Regions from separate parts of the Mus musculus genome. Here region 2 is linked to region 1. The links are chromatin loops, found by intact Hi-C in ENCODE. Cell type or tissue: heart. All regions are shown on one strand.

Evidence for each region. A loop is a pair of places that touch in the nucleus more often than their neighbours do. Peaks named below come from ENCODE experiments on the same cell type or tissue, not always from the same donor. Only the 100,000 strongest peaks of a DNase experiment are listed, where the experiment ranks them.
Region 2: a loop joins it to region 1, with 3 times the contacts of the local background. A loop is called at or near these places in 4 of 42 quality-filtered maps.

The regions. Positions count from the first base shown.
Region 1 is chr2:159,350,374-159,358,373 of GRCm38, forward strand. No RefSeq gene overlaps it. Among named protein-coding and RNA genes, the nearest start is that of Gm25090, 220 kb to the left of the region's middle. In heart, no CTCF peak of the experiment used is centred here; DNase peaks (open chromatin) are centred at 4,068 and 6,408.
Region 2 is chr2:159,487,276-159,495,275 of GRCm38, forward strand. No RefSeq gene overlaps it. Among named protein-coding and RNA genes, the nearest start is that of Gm25090, 350 kb to the left of the region's middle. In heart, no CTCF peak of the experiment used is centred here; a DNase peak (open chromatin) is centred at 3,996.

The sequences.
Region 1 (8,000 bases):
ATAATATAAAATATCTCGGCGTGACTCTAACGAAGGAAGTGAAAGATCTGTATGATAAAAACTTCAAGTCCCTGAAGAAAGAAATTAAAGAAGATCTCAGAAGATGGAAAGATCTCCCATGCTCATGGATTGGCAGGACCAACATTGTAAAAGTGGCTATCTTGCCAAAAGCAATCTACAGATTCAATGCAATCCCCATTAAAATTCCAACTCAATTCTTCAACGAATTGGAAGGAGCAATTTGCAAATTCATCTGGAATAACAAAAAACCGAGGATAGCAAAAACTCTTCTCAAGGATAAAAGAACCTCTGGTGGAATCACCATGCCTGACCTAAAGCTTTACTACAGAGCAATTGTGATAAAAACTGCATGGTACTGGTATAGAGACAGACAAGTGGACCAATGGAATAGAATTGAAGACCCAGAAATGAACCCACACACCTATGGTCACTTGATCTTCGACAAGGGAGCCAAAACCATCCAGTGGAAGAAAGACAGCATTTTCAACAATTGGTGCTGGCACAACTGGTTGTTATCATGTAGAAGAATGCGAATCGATCCATACTTATCTCCTTGTACTAAGGTCAAATCTAAGTGGATCAAGGAACTTCACATAAAACCAGAGACACTGAAACTTATAGAGGAGAAAGTGGGGAAAAGCCTTGAAGATATGGGCACAGGGGAAAAATTCCTGAACAGAACAGCAATGGCTTGTGCTGTAAGATCGAGAATTGACAAATGGGACCTAATGAAACTCCAAAGTTTCTGCAAGACAAAAGACACTGTCTATAAGACAAAAAGACCACCAACAGACTGGGAAAGGATCTTTACCTATCCTAAATCAGATAGGGGACTAATATCCAACATATATAAAGAACTCAAGAAGGTGGACCTCAGAAAATCAAATAACCCCCTTAAAAAATGGGGCTCAGAACTGAACAAAGAATTCTCACCTGAGGAATACCGAATGGCAGAGAAGCACCTGAAAAAATGTTCAACATCCTTAATCATCAGGGAAATGCAAATCAAAACAACCCTGAGATTCCACCTCACACCAGTGAGAATGGCTAAGATCAAAAATTCAGGTGACAGCAGATGCTGGCGAGGATGTGGAGAAAGAGGAACACTCCTCCATTGTTGGTGGGATTGCAGGCTTGTACAACCACTCTGGAAATCAGTCTGGCGGTTCCTCAGAAAATTGGACATAGTACTACCGGAGGATCCAGCAATACCTCTCCTGGGCATATATCCAGAAGAAGCCCCAACTGGTAAGAAGGACACATGCTCCACTATGTTCATAGCAGCCTTATTTATAATAGCCAGAAACTGGAAAGAACCCAATTGCCCCTCAACAGAGGAATGGATACAGAAAATGTGGTACATCTACACAATGGAGTACTACTCAGCTATTAAAAAGAATGAATTTATGAAATTCCTAGCCAAATGGATGGACCTGGAGAGCATCATCCTGAGTGAGGTAACACAATCACAAAGGAACTCACACAATATGTACTCACTGATAAGTGGATACTAGCCCAAAACCTAGGATACCCACGATATAAGATACAATTTCCTAAACACATGAAACTCAAGAAAAATGAAGACTGAAGTGTGGACACTATGCCCCTCCTTAGAAGTGGGAACAAAACACCCATGGAAGGAGTTACAGAAACAAAGTATGGAGCTGAGATGAAAGGATGGACCATGTAGAGACTGCCATATCCAGGGATCCACCCCATAATCAGCTTCCAAATGCTGACACCATTGCATACACTAGCAAGATTTTACTGAAAGGACCCAGATGTAGCTGTCTCTTGTGAGACTATGCCGGGGCCTAGCAAACACAGAAGTGGATGCTCACAGTCAGCTAATGGATGGATCACAGGGCTCCCAATGGAGGAGCTAGAGAAAGTACCCAAGGAGCTAAAGGGATCTTCAACCCTATAGGTGGAACAACATTATGAACTAACCAGTACCTCTGAGCTCTTGACTCTAGCTGCATATGTATCAAAAGATGGCCTAGTCGGCCATCACTGGAAAGAGAGGCCCATTGGACACGCAGACTTTGTGTGCCCCGGTACAGGGGAACGCCAGGGCCAAAGAGGGGGAGTGGGTGGGTAGGGGAGTGGGGGTGGGTGGGTAAGGGGGACTTTTGGTATAGCATTGGAAATGTAAATGAGCTAAATACCTAATAAAAAAAAATGAAAAAAAAATAAAAAATAAAAAAATAAAATAAAAAAAAAAAAAAAAAAAAAAAGAGTTGACCAATGAAGTTTCAATTGAAAATTGACTTGTAGGTTGAGATTGCATTTCACAATAAAATCAAATTAGAGATTTGTTTGTGACATCAAATCTTCTCAGGAAATTTGTCTTACTTGTTTGGTTATTATTTTATGTTTTACAGCAAAAATAATTTCATTCATAAAACTTTTCCATATCTGTGTCATGTTCAGGCTGGATATTTGATTGTTGGTTATAATCATGAATGCTGTACTTTATAATTTAATTACTGTTTCTGACAGATAACTTTTCTGGTATACATTTGTATTATTTGTTGGTGGTGGTCTTCAAATATTTGATGAATCTTGTAATTCCATTAGTATTTGGCCTACAGATTTTCATGAAAATTTTTATGTGTACTACTATGTTGTCCACAAATAATGATAAATTTGTCTTTTGCTCTCCAGTTTCATACCTCTTTTGCTGTTTTTGTGCCATGTTACATTAATCATGGCTCCCAGTCAAATTTTGAAGAATAGGGGTGATTTCTAGAATTACACTGTGGTTTCTGATAATGTCTTTTCTTCAAGGTCTGAATAATACCTCATTTTCCTCCTAAGTGTATTGCAGAAGGAGAAAGAGTGGTAAGGAGAGAGAGAGAGAGAGAGAGAGAGAGAGAGAGAGAGAGAGAGAGAGAGAGGAGGGGGAGGAGGAGGGACTGTTTTCTTGGTCTTAGATCTTAACGATTATGATTGGGGTGGTTTTAATTTGCATTTCCTTAATTGCTAAGAATGTTGAACATGTTTGGAGATATTTCATAGCCATTTTTTTTTGTTTTTAATTTGGGCAATACTCTGCTCAGAGCTGTAGCCCATTGCTTTAATTGGGTTCTTTGTTTTCTTGACTCTTTGTTTTTTCTTGCTAGGTATGCTAATCCCAAGTGGTCAGCTCTAAACACAAACACATAAGCGACAATAAATGGACTCAGAAGGCTGTATTTCTATCTGTGTGTGTTTGGGAGGAAGTGGGGGAGAAGCATGGGTTGGGAGGGGAGGGAATGGAGTGTAAATGGGATAAATACAATACTCACATAGGAAACTCTAAACAGCCCCAGTAGCAACAGCAATGGAAACACTGATTCCATATAAAATAACATATAAAATAACCATCCATATAAAATAACATACAAAATAACCATCCATATAAAATAACAGAAGATCAGGGGGTTGAAAGAGAGCAGGATGGGGAGAGATAGAGGGCTTAAATTCGTATCCAGGAACCCACCAGTTTTTAATTTAAAAATTTCAGGTTTTGAGAATTTTATATGAGTACTTTCTTTACATCATTCCTCTTCCTCCTCCTCCTCCTCCTCCTCCTCCTCCTCCTCCTCCTCTAACTCCTCCTCCTTCTCCTCCTCCTCCTTTTCCTCCTCCTCCTCCTCCTTCTCCTCCTCCTCCTCCTCTAACTCCTCCTCCTCCTCCTCTAACTCCTCCTCCTCTATCTCCTCCTCCTCTTCTAACTCCTCCACCTTCCCTATTCCCTCTCAAATTCAAGATCTTTTCTTCTTTAATTATTTTTGTTGCACAACCTCCCACCCCACCCCCACACTACTGAGTTCATTTAGTATTGCTTGAACCTCCATGTGTTTAGGGCTGATCAGTTGGGATTGGATAAACTATTATTTTTTTTAACCCCTGATCCAGCCTCTTGAAGCAACCAGACTGCTCTTACAATGTAAGCTTCACAGTGCTGCTTCTCTTCCTGATGTCCACTGATGCCAAAATAAATAACTAACTAGAGGATGCCTATGAAAGCCTGCTCTCGCCCACCTGTGTGGCCTTATCTCAAGCCACAGCTTCCTTTGCTGTCTGAACTTCAGCCATGGACTTCCTTCCCACTCTGAATGTGCCAAGCTTTCTCACCTTGCTGCCTTGCCCTTAGTCACTCTGTCTGGAGCCCACGGCCATCTACTACTCCTGTTTACCCTTCCAGTTTCCACATGTGATGCTTCTGTCTAGTTGCCTTTCCCAAGCCCCTACCATAATGTAAGTTATCCAGTCATGTTCCATATTTTTTGAAACACACTCTTAAAAAAAATTGAGTAACAATTCCCACACTGTTATCTCTTTTAAGTGGCACTGAACACCTCTACGGTATTGTGTGACGCCCTGTCTTCATCTTTTTCTAAAACATTTCATCACCCCAAGGGAAATGTTGTGCCCATTAAGTAAGGATTCTCCATTTCTTACTCCCGAGAGTCACCCCAAGCAGATCTCTATAAATTTACCTAGTCTGCATATTTCATATAAAAAGAATAACATAATATGTCACATTTTATGTGTGTCTTCTTTCACTTAGCATGTTTGGAGGAATTCATCTTTGTAGTGATTCTAAATTCTTTTATTTTTCATGCTGAATACTATTCTCTTACTTGTACATGCTATACTTTGTGTATGCTATAATTCATTTAACCAGATAAATATCCATGTATTTAAGTGTGTTGTTGTTCTTTAAGTTGTGAATAATTCTGTTATAAATATTTATGTGTAATATCTGATGGAGTCCCTACTTCAATTCTTTTGAGGCCACCGTGTTCTTTTAATTTGTTGCATATGGGGCTAGAGAGACAGCTCAGTGTTAAGAATAGTTGCTGCTCTTCCAGAGGACCTGAGTTCCCAGCAACCACATGGTAGTTCATAACCATCTTTAATTCCAGATCCAGAGGTCCAACACCCTTTATGGCCTCTGCAAACACCAGGCACTCATGTGTTACACAAATATATATTTATACACATACATACACACACATATATATACACACACATATATACACATATATATGTACATATATGCATATATATGCAAAACATTCATTTGCATAAAATAAAAAATTAATAAATTGTTGTCCACATATGGGATTCTAGTGCCCCTATAATTATTTAGTTAATGTTTGATTGCCCTCACCATGAGCTAAATTCCCTAGCTGTGAGGAACATTTCTGTTATTATAGCATCTATCCATGGTCAACAACTGAAAGCATTTGATAAATATTTGAAGGAATCCGTGAATGTGAAAGCATGCTGTCCAAGCTGATAGTACTCAGGAGAGCATTTCTGAGGTGTCTGGAAAGAGACAAGAGTCAGTCAAGAGTCTACAGAACTCAAAAGCATCCTCTTGCTGTTATTGAAAAATGACCCCTGTTCAAGTGGTGTGTCTGGCACATCCAGAGCTGGTAACTCCAGATGCTCTACTTTGGCAGGTTTACTCATAATTTACCTGCTTCCCTGAAGCCTCAACCTGGCACCATCTGCACCTAAGAGAATGAAGAGTCCTAGCTTGGACATTCCAAAGTGTCTGTTGCTCATAGGGGGGCAGGCATTCTGCCTTTCCAGGCTTTTGGTTGTCTGTTTTCTCTGTGGAGCAGAATTAGATAAGTGTGAACGACACTCAAGGCTCCAGTGGCTGAGGTTGAGCTTGGTTTTCAGTGTTCTACTGATGGCTGTTTATTCTGCACACTGGCATTGCCCGTTCATGATGCCAGCTGTGCCCTGTAGTCAAGCAGGGCAGGCATGCTGTGTGCTGTGATGGGGAAGCAGCTGGGACATCTGCACCCTCAATTCCCTGCCATGGACAATGATCCTGGATCCATCTACTTTCTCCTTCTCTTACTCTGCCTTTGCTCTGTCCCAGCTTTCTCCCTGTTTGCTTTTTTGCTATGCTCTGTGTCTCCTTTTGATCTCCTTTCTGTCCCCTCTCCCTGCATCTTTCCTTGGGAGTCTTTTCTCAGATTAGGGGGAATAAATCCTGAGTTATATGAGTTGTTATGCAGGTGCATGCACACGAATGAGCACGCGCACTCACACACACACACACACACACACACACACACACACACACACACACTCAGCATGCCTGAGTACAACCATGCTCCTATTGCTCTTTTTAAGGCTAGTACTATCCTTTTCAATAAACTCCTTCCTGTCTCCGAATGGCTTGTCCTATCTCCTTTGCCATCAGAGCAGACCGGAACCGGCTGCAGTGAATGTAAGGAAGTCTTTATAATTAACAGGATCTCTCTGCTGTTTACACAAACACTTTAAACTACACAGGGAGCCAAGTAGACCGTTTTGCACATCTGATGAAGATGTAATTAAATGTGGGGGGAGGTGAGTGGCAAGTGGGAGGGCAGCCTGAGGTTAAGCAATAAGGGAGAGTGGTGCTGGGAGGGGATAGATTAACTGGGGGAGAAAGTTTGTGCTAGAGCAGACTCTGTTTCGTATGCACTGATGATGTCTGGATACAGGCACTGGGCTGGGCTCTGGTGATCAAGAGCTGCTTCTGAAGCCCACACTATACTTCGTGGATTTAGTTTACAAGGGGAACCTCCCAGCCACAATACTCAGTAAGAGTACAGTAAAGAAGCGGGCAGTGGCTTTATGGGTGCTCTGAAAAGTGACTGGGGAGAATATTTGAGTAGAGCTGTGGACGAAGAAAAACCCTACGGCACAGAGAGCCCTGAGAAGGGAGAGGGGCATGAGCCAAATCACAGGAAATCAGAGGGGCTTGTGGGAGGGAAATTCAGAGAATGGTTAAAAGGGAGAGACAGGTCAGTGGCTGTGACATGGGAAGCTCTGGTGTCCCCTGAGATGTAGTGACTATGGGGGGAGTGAGAGAATGCCACGAGGCTCTGTGACAGCAACCGGGAGTCTATGGGAATCTTCTGGAGTCATAGAACTACACCTAAGGTGGAAACCATACATAGAAACTGGACAGTTGAGCCTCTCCAATGTGGTTGCTGTGGGTGGAATGGAATTTTTATGATAAACTTAAGCTGATTGAAATAGCAGTTCAAATTCCTATCTGTGTAGAGGCTGTTGGCGTTAGACAAGATGGCTCTTGTGAGTCGATCCAGCATCTACAGGGAGATGCCATGACTATAATATACCAAACTGTCAGCCAATGCGGCTAAAGAGTTGTGTGTTCGGAGGATCTCCTGTTATGGAGAGGATGAATAAAACATTAATATAAGTGGTGGTGTAAGCTCAGCCAGGACTGGGGATGGATGGATTCCATGCCTTTGTTGAGGGTGTCATGATGGAGGTCAAGTATGGGCTTGCTGCATTCCTGAGAGATGCTGGACCACTAAAGTAGAGCTTATAGTGACATCCACAACTGTTGTCACATGAACCTGTCATTCAGGCTGAGGCTATGATAGTGCAGCCCTTTTGACCTTAATGAGACCCGTGAATCTGGGATGCCTGAAGCTGGATTTTGATACACATCTCTCTCCTCAGGTCTGCATTCCTATATACCTACTGAGTAAGCACAGAAGGCCAAAGAAAAATCCCAAATCAAGTGTCCCCTAAACCTGAAGATACCACAAGTTTTCACCCCAGGCTTTGTCTTTTTAAACTTAATGGCATCTTGATTCTCTGATGAGCAATGTATTCACTTGATAATAAAGTTAATCAAAATCCACACAGGTTTGTGTGACACTTGATATAATTTAACCTAAAATATTTGTGAAAGAAGGGGTAGGTTAGCTAAGAGACGCGTGAAAGGGAAGCAGAGAGGTCTTGATCTTCTGTACAGCAAGACTGAGTTCAAAGTGATGGTAGTTAAAACAGTGTAAGTTTGGTAACTCAGAGAAAGGGGTTGGGCACAGCGGAAAGAGCCTTGAAAAAGCCATGGAAGCTTGGTCAGCACCAGAGGTGAAACAGATGAGCGGTAGAGAAAGGCAGCAGAAGCACGGGCAGATGGCTATTCCTTTAGAGAAAAA
Region 2 (8,000 bases), 140 kb after region 1:
CTGCAGTCTCACTGTGTCCAGGGTCTCTACTTCTTGTTTGGTTATTGTATAGTTGTGTGAAAATAAGCAAAGACAAAACTGAGTCGATTATCTTCTTTCACATATTTCTGCTCCCATTTTGTGTGTGGATAAAATGTCTCTTACACCATTCTTTCCATGTGCAAACAATTTGTCATTGACCCTGATAATGTCATCTCTGATTTGGAAATCTGTCCCTTGCTCCTTTCTGTAACTCAGAATCTTGTTCTGTTACTCAGAACAATCTCAGGATGCACAGTGTAGGAACAGTTCAATAAGTGTTCCCATCTGTATCCCCAGGCTCCATGGCAACTACTTCTCCACTTACATTGTGTGCCCAATCACACTCTTCTATAACTGAGCTGTCTCTGGCTCACCAGCTCCCCAAGTAATGACATGAAGACCTTTATTAATTGTGAAAACTTGGCCTCAGCTTGGGCTTGTTCCAAACTAGCTCTTACAATCTAATTAACCTATTTATTCTAATTTAAGTTCTGCCGTGTTAGCCTGTAAGATACCTCTTCTTTAGTACTGGCACTAGCTTCTTCGTCCACATCTGGCTGGAGAATCTATCACCTCTGACTTCATGGTGAATCTCCAGCCTAGGATTCTTTTCCAGAGTTAACTATCTTTGCTCAGAAGCCCCACCTATCCTTTCCTGCTTTTCAATAGGCCATTCAGCTCCTTATTAAATCAACCAGAAAGTGTCTGAGGCAGATGAGGAAGGACCTTCATCTTCACACAGTGCACAAGAGGTTATCCTGGTATCCTTCTGCCTTGGAGAAAGTTGGTCCCTCTACTTGGGATGTGCTTTCCCTAATTGGATGCATAAAAATCACTACTCAAGATTGCAGTGGATGAAATCTTCTCATTCCTACCTTGCTGACTACCCAAGTTATTCCATTCATCCATTTGCATATAATGACTTGGTATAGGCATTAATCCACTGGGTTTCTTTTATTTATTTATTTATTTATTTATTTATTTATTTTACTTCTGTTCCTACTTCTTCAGCTCTTTGCATTTCCCTGAGTAATAGATTGTGGTTTGTCCATTGTTGAATCTGAAGTGATAAACACAGCAAGGATGGGTACTTTATAAGTGTCAAATAAATGTATGCGTTGAATCTTTTGAATGTCCACATTGGCCTCTATAACTACCTGTTGTATCTCTTTGACTACAAATGTCAATCTCTTGAGCCGCACATTGATGGGGACTTCATTTGGAAAAGTGCCACACATCTGACTCAAACATTGAATGGGGTAGTTCATAAAAAGTTTTCCTTTGAACTTCACCCTGATGATCAGGTTCATCCTAGATTCAGTTGCTAATTATTCATCATCAGAAACCAGCACACTTCTTCATCACACTTACTTAGTAATTATTAAACTTGCATATGGTGCCAGCACCTGTGATATATGTTATAGGGACAGCGACAAACACATTAGTCATGGGCACTACCTGGCTGAACACATATTCTAGCTGTGGATTTCTTTTAATCATGTGACTGTTTCTGCCCAAAGATAGCCTGTATTTTTATTTTGTTATTTTTGTATATAGGTAAGGAAAGGGAAACCTACTTTGAGTTATAGCAATTAAAATCAAAGTGACCCTAACATATAATATCATAAAGATGACGATTGCCAAGTCTTGCTCCAGGGTTACATTGACAGTTTGCTTAGGATACATGCATTTTTTTAATGAGTCAGAAACTGATCTACATGTCTGTCTTCATCTTGGCCAGCATATGAAACAGATACAATTGTCATTACTGTGATCAATATGTTATAGATGAGAAATTTGAAGAAAAAGAAAAGGAGGAGGAAGAGGAGAGGAGAAGGGAAGGAGGAGGGGCAAGAGGAGGAGGAGGAATAAGAGGAAAAAAAAGGAGAAGAGGAGGAGGAAGAGGAGGAGGAGGAGGAGAAGAAGAAGAACAGCAACAACAAGAAAAAGAAAAAGGAAAAGAAAAAGAAAAAGAAGCAGAGTCACTGATTTAAAACTAAAGCCAATGTAATTACAAGGCCAGCATCCTTAGTCTTTGTCTATCTGAGAAGCTAGAAATACAAAAGATTTAGAATAAACACTACATGAACCATAGCTGGTGTTCAGAATGGTGTCTCAATTAAAACACACACAAAAAGCATGTGCAGATTTAGTCACAATTTCAGCTTTTCCCAGGGAGGCTCCAGAGGAGACAAGCCATGCTTCAGTATCTGCAGAGTTCTTGCACAGCACCCAAAGATCTTTGGCAAATGCTCATGAGAATGAGTTAATTCAGTAATTCCTAAAGCACATTGAGAAAGAGCCAATAGGTGACTCAGGAGACAAGTCCATTTCTTTTCTCTTTAGAAATGTGGAGTTGAAGTACTGGGGCAAGCAACAGAATAAAGTGGAGTGTGAGTCTACCTCAAGACAGTTGTTGTTTGCTCAACTCCTGATTCTTGGGGAACTTAGTGCTCATTGATTGTATCTTCAACTGGAGAATTGGAATATAATTTATACAATAATTATATCAACAGCTAAATGTTTATTGAATATTTATAGTCTCAATGTGCTAAGTGCTTTGCATGTTTTCTCATTACAGGTTTTCAAGATCTTCATGAGATAAACACAGCTATACACCTCCTCCCTTTAAAAGGAATGTGAAGAGAGTGTGTGTTATTTGCTTGCAGTAAGAAAGACAAAATCCCAAAGGGGATAGAGACTCTACAAGAAGACCAACAGAGTCAATTAACCTGGACCCTTGGGGGCTCCCAGAGATTGAACCACCAACCAAAGAACATACAAGGACTGGATGTAGGCACACCCCCACACAAATGTAGCAGATGTGTAGCTTGGTCTTCATGTGGGTCCCCAACAGCTGGAGTGGGGCTTATCCTGACTCTGTTGCCTGTCTGTGGATCCTGTTCCCCTAACTGGTCTGCCTAGTCTGACATCAATGGGAGAGGATGTGCCTAATCCTGCAGTGACTTGAGGTACCAGGGTGGATTTCCCCAGTGGGGGAAACCTCCCTCTACTCAGAACTGAAGGGGGAGTGGTAAAGGCCTGTGTGAGGGAGACTGGAAGGAGATGGGCCATTTGTGATGCAAAGTGAATGAATAAATAAATTAATGGAAGAAAAGGCAGTAAGCACAAAAGCTTTAAATATATATATATTTAATATTTATTTATATATTTATATATTATATATAATATATATATATATATATATATATATATATATAGAGAGAGAGAGAGAGAGAGAGAGAGAGAGAGATCACACCATCACACCAAGCTGTGATTTGGCCTTGGATAGTATACACCTGTGTATGTGACCTTGACACTCACCTATTTCCTAATCCAAGAAAAGCATGTAGCATATAATGGGCATGGTCACTAACGATGGGCTAACTTGTAGGAGGAAGAAGAGTACTCAGCCAAAGAAAGGGCAGGCACCAGAATCAGCCTGTTTGGTGGGCGTGTGGTAATGGGTACGGAATTCTCTATCATCTGCAAGTCTACATTTTATCCCAGAAATTTGGAAGGTTTAAAGGAGATACTTTAAGATGATAAGCACTTCAATGATATCATCAACAGCATCCTCTGCATCATCATCAGTACCAGCTATTTGAATGTAGTTCCTTTTACTGTGAACCTGGCCGCATGCAAGAATAATAATAGGAACAAAAAATAATTCATGGTTTCTCAAAATCATGGGTAACATTGCCCAGGCCAAAAAAGCAGTTTATGAAAATGGCCCTAACTTCAGAGTTCTCCTGCGTCTTCTATTCTTCTGCTATGTTAATGAGATGTAATAACCTTTTAAAGAAAACCTTTTAACATATTTTCTGTTTATCTCAAATATTTCCTTCCTTTGTCCTCAAGGTTGGGCAGTAATTGGAAAAAAAAATTCTATTTTCCTTTCCTTCGCCAATCCCACTCAAGTTGAGCAGGCCCTGGCTCCTTGCCCACCCACCTTTATTCCAGATGTTACCCTGGCGAACCTCTCAGGCTGTAACCAGGCAACCATTGGGAAGAGGGCCCTCCTGGCTCTGGGCCTAGAAACAAAAGAAAAACAAATAGGAGGATGTCTTGAGTCTTCTACCTACTTTGGTTTTCCAATCTCACTTCCCTCGGACTTTTATTATTATTTTTGTAATGGAAACTAGAGCTTGGTACCTGGGGCTGTCTGCACACACCAAATGTCCAGTCCTTTCTGGAGTAGACCTCTGGCTGGATCTGATCCTATTGATCCTGATTTGGGAGTCTGGCAGCCAAGGAAAACATTCCTACACCTCCTTTCTCCATGCTGGAAAGAACACTGACCAGGTGGCCATGCTGTGCCGAAGCCTGTGACTCTCAGGCAACCAAGTGGCTTTGTGCAAGTCACACTCAGAACCTCAGTGACATTTCTCTGGCCAGTTATACATCCTGGAACATCTCTTTGCTCTATAGCTCTATTGCCTTCTTCTTTTGCTTGGATTGCCATAGTATAGTCTTCTCTGGGTTGCTCTTTATTAGCATGACTTTGGATGCTGGTCTTTATGGAACCAGCAAAGACATTGTAGAATTGAGTGTGATGGTATCAGGGCTCCATCTCAAGTTCTGTTCTCACTGTGCACAGTGTTTGTAGCCTTATCTCTGAGAAGCATCGCTTGCTCATTGGATGTTTACTTCTGAGTATTTATCCCATACCAGGTTCTGCCAGCATTCTGACAGCATTGTGACCATACCTTGTAAACAAAACTGAGAACCGCATTCTGTTGGCAGATGAATGTATTAATTAGTAAATAAAAATGTAATATGTAAGATGGCTGTGATCATTTTAAAAATACATCATGGATTCAAGGAAAGAAATACACGAATAGGGGGAATGTTCCCTGAGGCAATAGTTGGAGATTAGTAATTGGTTGATAGAGTCAGCTGAGGTGGGCAGTCCAGATGAAGGAAAGAAAATGTGCAGAGGCCCTAAGGTGGGAGAGATTCTGATCTATTTAAACAAAATCTAATACCCAGTATGGGTTGACTGGAAGGAGACAGGAAAATGACTGCAAGGGTATATTCGAAGACACAGCAGGGGAGTAGTCTGCATAGCTTTAGTACACTGTCTTCTCACATAGGGTGAGATGAGATTTCATGGAAAGGCTTGGGCAGCATAATGTGATTTGATTCACTTTCAGACAGAATGTCCATGCTCCTGTAGAAAGGCAAGGATCAAAGCTGGAAGCTATTCCATTGTCTGGCATGAAATAATGAAGACTTGGGCCCAATCTAGCAAGCTTTCATTAGTTTTTACAATTAACACGCACTAATGAAAACTGTCTTAAAAATTATTGAGTTTTGCCAATGCCTTATATTAGATAATTTTTTTTCCAAAATAGACATCTGTTTCCTCTAGTGGCAGGGAACTGTCTCCCTGCTGAGACTATCTGGACATCTCTAAGGATTATCTTCCCTCCAGTTATTCCTTCTAACAGGGTGGAATCTGTCTTCTGTAGGCCTTCCCATATCATTTTCGTACGGCCCTTCAGTTCAGTAAGTCAAATTCTGTTCTGTCACTTTAAGTTTCCCTTCTCACAGTCAGCATCCCTGACTCTACTGTACACAAGGACTCTTCACTTTGGACATCTTTCAAGGGCTTCTGATTCAGAGTAATGGGATCTTCATCACAAGGGTCGAGTCTTTGTGGGAACAAAGGCCTAGCAGGTCTGCACCTCTGCTTTTCTGACCTCAAGTGCCTTTGGTTATTTCCTTTTTCAATTCCTGCTTTCTTCCTTCCACGGGCAAGAGAATGGTTAACTTCCAAAGAAACTCCTTTGCAGACAACAGCAAACACCCAATGTAATATTGTCCTGATAAAACATATCTTTCCATAATGTGGTCCAAAGCATAGAGGATATTTTTGCCCTAACAGTTCCTGCCATTAATGTTTTCCTTTTGCAATCTTCAGATAGTGATATGAGTGGGGTTTGCGTTATAAAAAGCTACATAAACACTCTCACCTTGTAATCTTCCATAATGGCATTAGACAGCTGTGGGCCATTCTGTCTTCTCTTTCTTCCCTCCTAAGTGTAGCAACACTAAAATGTTCTACCTTTTAGGGCTGGATGAGATAATGTCTCTTAAGAGTGAACTGTGAAAGGTAGAGACCATTCACTACATGAGGTGGTTTTGAGACTCTGACAGCAAATTGGGTGTACAAAGCTTGGCAAAGTTCCCAAGCCATTCAGCAGTTCCCAAGTCGTCATACCTGCATTTCTGGAGGAATTATTTTATCAAAGTAAAAAGTGCAGCCTAAATAATGGTAGAACTAATGGATGAGAGGAGAGTAGACAGGGAAAGCGTCTCCTCCCTATGCCATCACTGAGGGTTGAAGGCATGACCTTGGCTGAGAGATACATTTCCTGCTGGGTTTCCCCCCCTCGCCTTCTTTTTCCGGTTGCTGGTCACCAACCAAAGTCATGTTCTCCTGTTTGTCCCACATAAAGGAACACGTGGGCTGAATGAGCCAATGACCTCTGTGGATTATAAGTCAGGAGAAAGTGACTGCACACCGATGTTTACAGTGCTGGAAGATGTCTAGATAAGACAGGGTACCAGAGACTCAGGGATCACTGCCCTGAGATTATTTAGCCATTCCAGACTGTACCTAGGAAACATGCCAGAGAGGCCTAGCAACATGGCCATCACATGCTTAGCACTAAAACAGTCCAACTCTGGTGCCCCAAATCTTTCTCTTTGACTGAGGTTTCTATGCGTTACTCAAAATTAGTCTGTCCTTTTTGGGGTGTTGTGGTGAGTAGGAGAGTAGAGGCGATTTTGTTTAGAATGTTATTTCCCAACAAGACACTGACATTTTCAAATTCCTTTGCATCCTGGAATGGCCATGTGACTACTCTCTAGTTATTGCTAATCTAAAAGGTTGTATAGAGGCTGTGTAATGAGAGTTATCAAAGATGGCTCATATGCTAAGGGCATTTGCTCCTCTTCCAGATCCAAGTTTGCTCCTCTGAACCCACATAGCTGTTTACAATCACTTTTAACTCTAGTTCCAAAGTATCCAATACTGTCCTCTGGCTTCCTGGGCTCCAGGCATACACAAAGCACTGTTACATACACACAGGTAAAAGCCTCATACACGTTAAGTGAGAATAGATAAATCTTTAAAGGAAAAAAAAGGGCAATCATCAAATAGGGCTGGTGCCTCAGTAGACAAGATGCATGGCGTGCAAGCCTGAGGATTGGAGTTTAGATCCCTAGCACCATCATGTAAGTCAGGTATGTGCATCCACACCACTAGCAATGGGGGCAAAGACATATTGATCTTCTGGATTCGGTGGTCAGCTAGTCTAGCCAAGTTTGTGAAGAAAAAGTATTAAGTAAAAGATTCTGTCTCAATAAAGCAAATAGAAAACAAGCACAGGAGACTACCAGTTTTGACCTCTGGCCTATATATTATACATGGATGAACACACAAGTATACAAACATAGTATGTGTACGTACATGCATGGAGGGAAGCTATTAGAACTGAGAAGGATCTTCTAGGTGCTTTGTTCCTTCTTCTCTGGAATTAGCATGACAGTAGCTGGAATCCCAGCAGCTATTTTTGAAATGAGTAGTTACATGCTGAAATATAGTAGGATCTAAAGATAGGGCCCAGATGCATTTGTGGAGATGCTGTACTAGCTCTGGGCTACTTACCTGTGTACATTTTACCTGAGCGGCGAAGAAATCTTCAATGTTATATGAATTCTTTGCTTCTGTTGTTGTTACTGGAAGCATCCCAACTCTGTATTCCACTTCCATGCTTCCCTAAACCCAGAGACAAGCTCTAGGTGTCTGATTAACCTGCTTTCTCTCCACCCCACTGCCTAAGGAAAATTATCATTTTGAAAACAAAACATTAGATAATTATGATTTTTAGTTTATTTCTTTGTCTGTTTTTTCCCCTAAAAGTTTTATTTTAAGTGAAAAATCTAAAGAAGGCCCAGGTGAGTTTAAA